2 separate regions of the Homo sapiens genome follow, and region 2 is linked to region 1. The links are chromatin contacts, found by Hi-C or POLR2A ChIA-PET in ENCODE. All regions are on one chromosome and are shown on one strand. The core of a region is the stretch at or near the end of the contact, and the rest is flanking DNA. Distances in the headings are between cores, read along the strand shown.

Region 1 (2,743 bases), core at 34-2,533:
TTCCAGGCAATAGATATCCTAAATACCTTGATTTCATCACATTAAATCACACTGCATACATGTATCAAAATTTCACATGTTCCATGTACAAATACGTATTAATTTACAAATAATTAAAAAATTTAAAACACCAAAAAAGTGAAATACAATTTACAAAAATGAAGAAATTCAAACATCTCGGTAATGTTCTTCTCATAATAAACTTTACAAAAAGTCAGGATCCCCCTTATCTTTAAACTAAACATCTCTGTTTCATCAAGTTCACTCACCATCTTCCTAAAATGATTCATCCTCTCTCAGCTAAGCCAGCCACACTCTGAGTCTGCTGCTGCCAGCAGGACCCAATCCTTGGTAGGTAGTTTCTGAAAGATCAGAGCTATAATTTCAAGGCCCCTCACGGTCTCCATCTTCCATAAATTAGTCCACTGAAGCACAGCCTACTCTTGTTTTAAAAATGAAGCTGGATCCTTTGAAGCAGAGTATCTAGGCAGCTCTAGCTCCACATTTGATCATTCCGGTTGTATGTCCAGCCCAACTGCTGTGGCCTCCCAGATTCGTAGCCACACACACACCCCACCTCATCCCACCCCCAACAAACGCACACACAACATAGCCTGTATGCTAAGATCTCTGACTCAACTCAGGTCTTAGACAATTACTGCTCGCTGACTCAGCATCTGCTGCCTAGAACTCAGTGCTGACACTGTACCTTACTTTTAGAGAGCTTAATCAGCCATGGTGAAGAAAAGGGCTCTCTGAGATCTCATCTTGAAATTGTTTAACTAACTATGGCCAGCTGTGGTGGCTCACACCTGTAATCCCAGCACTTTGGGAAGCCTAGACAGGAGGATCCCTTGAGCTCAGGAGTTCAAGACCAGCTTGGGCAACATATCAAGACCTCATCTCTACTAAAAATAATTTTTTTAAAAAAAGAAGCTGGGTGTGGTGGTGTGCACCTGTAGTCCCAGCTACTCGGGAGGCTTAGGCAGGAGGATGGCTTGGGCCAGGGATATTGAGGTTGCAGTGAGTCATGATCACAACACTACACTCCTACCTGGGTGACAGAGAGACGCCCTGTCTCAAAAAATAAAAATAAAAAAAGTAACTATACATGTCTTAGCTGTTCATGATACTGAGTCTATATTTAGATTATAAGCAAACAAAAAAAGGAAAACAGAAAACTGACTTTTATACTCATGTAGGCTTTCTGTGTGGGTTTTTTGTTTTGTTTTGTTTTGGTTTGGTTTGGCTTGGTTTTGGTTTTGGTTTTGGTTTTTTAGACAGAGTTTCACTCTGTTGCCCAAGCTGGAGAGCAGTTGCATGATCTCTGCCCACTGCAACCTTCACCTCCTGGCATCAAGCGATTCTCCTGCCTCAGTCTCCCGAACAGCTGGGACTACAAGCGTGTGCCACCACTCCTGGCTAATTTTGTATTTTTAGTAGAGACGGGATTTCACCCATGTTAGCCAGGCTGGTGTCGAACTCCTGACCTCGGGTGATCCGTTCTCATCGGCCTCCCAAAATACTGGGATTACAGGCGTGAGCCACCGTGCCTAGCTTCTGTGTGGTTTAATACCATTTTAGCACTGCAGTTGCTCTTGCCACATTTGAAAACTTTGTCAATAATATTTTATAGGTCATACTTTTTCCTCTCAAGAAAATCCCTGCCAAAAGTGCAGACATTTCAATGTGTGTAACTACCATCCATTCAACAGGTTCATATTACTATCAGGATTTGCCTTCACAGATTTGTACCAGCTGAATCCACCCACTCCCTGAATCAACCAAGCCTATACCTGCCTTGGTTTTTGCAACTGCTGTTTCTTCTGCCTCAAATGCTCTGGCTGCAGAGCATTGAGTAGGTTGGTCCTTCGCATCCAAGTCTCAGCTCCGAAGGCCCCAGAGAGGCCTTCTTTGACTGTCCTGTCTCGCAGATATTACTCCCTGACAGCATGTGCTATTACCATGCCCTTCTTTAGTTTCTTCATAGCACTAGATATTACCTGAATTATCTTATTGATGTATTATTCATAATCTGCCTCCTTTGTGACATATTTATGTCCATGAGAAGAGGGATCTTACCTGTCTTAATCACCATTTTCTTCTTAACTCCTAAAACAATGTTGGCACTGAATAGGTATTTATTGAATTACTTGTAAATTCTTCTTGTGTTGACTGTCTTGTAGGCCTACCTCATTACTCGTTCTTCGCACCCGACTTTTATAAAACTTTTTACTGCAATGACTTGAAACTCCTTCAATTGAATTGGACATAAATCCTGCTCTACATAAATATAAAATTAGCATTTTTTTCTCTCTTTTTTTTTTTAATTATACTTTAAGTTTTAGGGTACATGTGCACATTGTGCAGGTTAGTTACATATGTATACATGTGCCATGCTGGTGCGCTGCACCCACTAACTCGTCATCTAGCATTCATGTCCTTTGTAGGGACATGGATGAAATTGGAAATCATCATTCTCAGTAAACTATCGCAAGAACAAAAAACCAAACACCGCATATTCTCACTCATAGGTGGGAACTGAACAAAATTAGCATTTTTATATCGAAAATTAGAAAACTTAGAAAAACATCAGGAAGAAAGCAAATAACAAGCATAATCCCACAATTCAGGGAATGCCATGATTAATATTTGATTCCTTCTAGCACTTTCCTAAGTACACATCTACACAATACACTTATATAACCATTTTTGTTATGTTTTTCCTATCTCACATTAAGAG
Region 2 (2,714 bases), core at 156-2,655, 52 kb before region 1:
TTTAAAAACTATTTTCAATCTGCAGTCAGTTAAATCCATGGACGCAGAACCCACAGATGATGCAGGACCGATTGTACAGTAGTAGCTATCCATATTGAACACTGTGGTAGGCGGAATAATGGCCCCCAAAATGCTCACAGCTTAATCTTCAGAACCAAGGTGAATAGGTTACCTTACATGGCAAGGGGGAATTAAGGTTGCAAATAAAATAAAGGTTGCTAGTCAACAGACCTGCAAATAAGGAGATTACCCTGGATTATTCAGGTGGCACATCATAATCAAAAGGATCTGCTATGGTTGCAGTGTTTTTGTCCCCTCAAAATTTATGTTGAAACGTAATCACCAGCACAACTGTCTTAAGAAGTGGGGCCCTTGGGAGGTGATTAGACCCTGAGGGCTCTATCCTCAAGGATGGAATTAGTGTCTCACAAAAGGGCTGATGTGTACTAGCAAGGAAGCTTTTGCCCTTCCATCCCTTCTGCCCTGTGAGGACACAGGCGTCTGGCTCCTCTGGAGGATGCAGCAATAAGGTGCCATCTTGGAAGCAGAGACGAGGCCCTCGCCAGACAACAAGCCTGCCAGTGCCTTGATGGTGGATTTCCAGCCTCCAGATCTGTGAGAAATAAGTTTCTGTTCTTTATAAATGACGCAGTTTCAGGTATTTTGTTATAAATCCAGCATAAATGGATTAAGCTAGGGTCCTTTAAATATGGAAGAGGCAGGTAGAACAGTCAAAGGAGATATAACAATCAGAAACAGATTTCGAAGTGAAGTGACTGCTGGCTCTGAAGATGAACGGGGCAACAAGCCAAAGAATGCAGGTGGCCTCCAGCAGCTGGAGAAGGTAAGGAAATGGACTCATCCCTAGAAACTCCAGAAGGAATGCAGCCCTGCCAACAATGTGACTTTAGGCCAGTGAAACCTGTTTCAGTCTTTTGACCTTCAGAACTGTAAGGTGATCATTCAGTGTTGTTTTAAGTCACACAGTTTGTGGTAATTTGTTATAGCAACACATCCTAATCACTTGTAATGAGGCAGGCACTAAGCTAGAGCTTATCATTTATCAGCTCACTCAGTCTACCCTGCAACTCTCTAAGATAGTTACTACTATAACCCCAATTTTACTGGTGACAAAATTGAGCCTCAGGAAAGTGACCCAAGGGAAACTCAAGACTCTCTGATGCAAACCCTCTGCAAGGAACCATTTCAAACCCATCTCAAATGTGTAAAAGGAAAGGCTTACAAGATAATCATGGGGAAAACAAGAGAGAGGAAGAAACAGCATTGCTATCTCTTGGCTGGCCTGCCTAAGGGAAAGAAACAGCTTGTTGCTTTTTTCACTGAACTTGTAAAGTACAAAAAGAACAGGCTGTACCCTGTCTCCACAACCCAGAGGATGGTCAATTGGGTGGCTTCTGGGAACTCACACACAGTTTCTCCCTTGCATGCTTGCACATGCTGAGGAAATCTTTTTTAACCGTTTGTAGGCCATGGGAAGAAGAGAAGCAGGGTATGAGAGTGGGGTTCCTCTGGGCACATGTTTGACTCTTTCCTTTGCTAAAAAGCCTCCCCAAATAAGGCAGAGGATACCAGTCTTGAGAAAATGGAATGTTCCCTCTACATATTGCTTCACATTTAGACTTTCACCCAAAACAAGCCCTCCCTGATCTCCCTCACTCAATCATACACCGCCTTTCAACCCTCCTGGAGCATTGAAAATCTGACCCTTGAAACATTGTCACTGTTACACTTTTCCACTTATGGGATTATTTAATTAAAATGTCTCTCCCCAGCCTCCATGAAAGAGGATTATGTCTATCTAGTTTCACATTTTGTCCTCAAGGAGTTATCCTTGATTCCAGCCTTTCTCAGCTCCCTCCACCCCCCAGAATCTTCTCAGCAAATCCAGTCAACTCTACCTCCAAATTTATATCCTGAATCCTCCTACACTTCATCTTTCTTGATATCATCAATGTCCAAGCCTTCATCACCTCTCATTTGGGTGACTGCCATAGCATCCTGCTTCTACTACTGCCATCGAAAATGTCCCCCTGCACAACTGCCACAGATCACAATTACAATGAAATCCTAAACCTTTATCCTGGCTTCCAAAGTCCGGACCCCTGCCTTCCTTTCCACCCTCATGCCATGCCAACCTCATTTCAAGGTCTGCATTTTTTCTGCCCACATAACCGGTCAAGTTAATCCCAGCCTTGGGCCCTTTGCCCTTGTGTTCTCTGCCTGGAATGTTCTGCCCTCAATCTTCCCTCACATGGCTGGTTTCTTCCTGTCATTAAATATCAGCAGGCATCACCTCCTCTGATGTCTACCTGGGAGGCATAAGCATAAATGAACTTGCAAATTACTTTTATCATGATTCCTTATATTTGTATAGTCACCCAACAAATACCACCCAAGTTTTCTGGACCATTTCTGCTGGGATAAAAATAGAATTACAATAAAAGTGGAAAAATGGTAAACAATTGGCAGGCTCTGCCTCCAATTTCTCTGACAGGACTGCCTGACACAACTCCCTGCCCTCTCTTCAAATTTGTCACAGAAGTTGTCTCCTAAGGGCATCTTCTGCGTGCTACATGAACTGACCTTCTTCATAGTCACATGGAAACATTTCCCTCATTTCCCACTTTGACTCACTCTGGTAGAGCCTCTATTAGCTGAGGCTAACAAGAGCCCACCAAACCCACCACTGGTGA

Evidence for each region. Hi-C counts contacts between places; a loop is a spot of excess contacts on that map. ChIA-PET counts read pairs that join two places held with the same protein, here RNA polymerase II (POLR2A). Pooled maps may share reads with other maps.
Region 2: a map of IMR-90 shows a loop between it and region 1 (6-fold over the local background). The contact joins two enhancer-like sites. A Hi-C loop is called at or near these places in 1 of 168 maps with a recorded cell type or tissue (IMR-90), 4 of 37 single-sample maps with no recorded cell type and 11 of 50 pooled maps. POLR2A ChIA-PET finds 5 or more read pairs at or near these places in 5 of 52 experiments (OCI-LY7, activated CD4-positive, alpha-beta T cell, activated T-cell and 1 more).

Annotation. Positions count from the first base shown.
Region 1 is chr7:135,992,576-135,995,318 of GRCh38, reverse strand. It overlaps a transcript of LOC105375523 not described here. Among named protein-coding and RNA genes, the nearest start is that of MTPN, 17 kb to the right of the region's middle. Within about 2 kb of position 1,283, at least 2 of the 41 ENCODE cell types and tissues checked have a DNase peak (open chromatin) inside an H3K27ac peak, as active enhancers do.
Region 2 is chr7:136,044,887-136,047,600 of GRCh38, reverse strand. It overlaps a transcript of LOC105375523 not described here. Among named protein-coding and RNA genes, the nearest start is that of MTPN, 69 kb to the right of the region's middle. Within about 2 kb of position 1,405, at least 2 of the 41 ENCODE cell types and tissues checked have a DNase peak (open chromatin) inside an H3K27ac peak, as active enhancers do.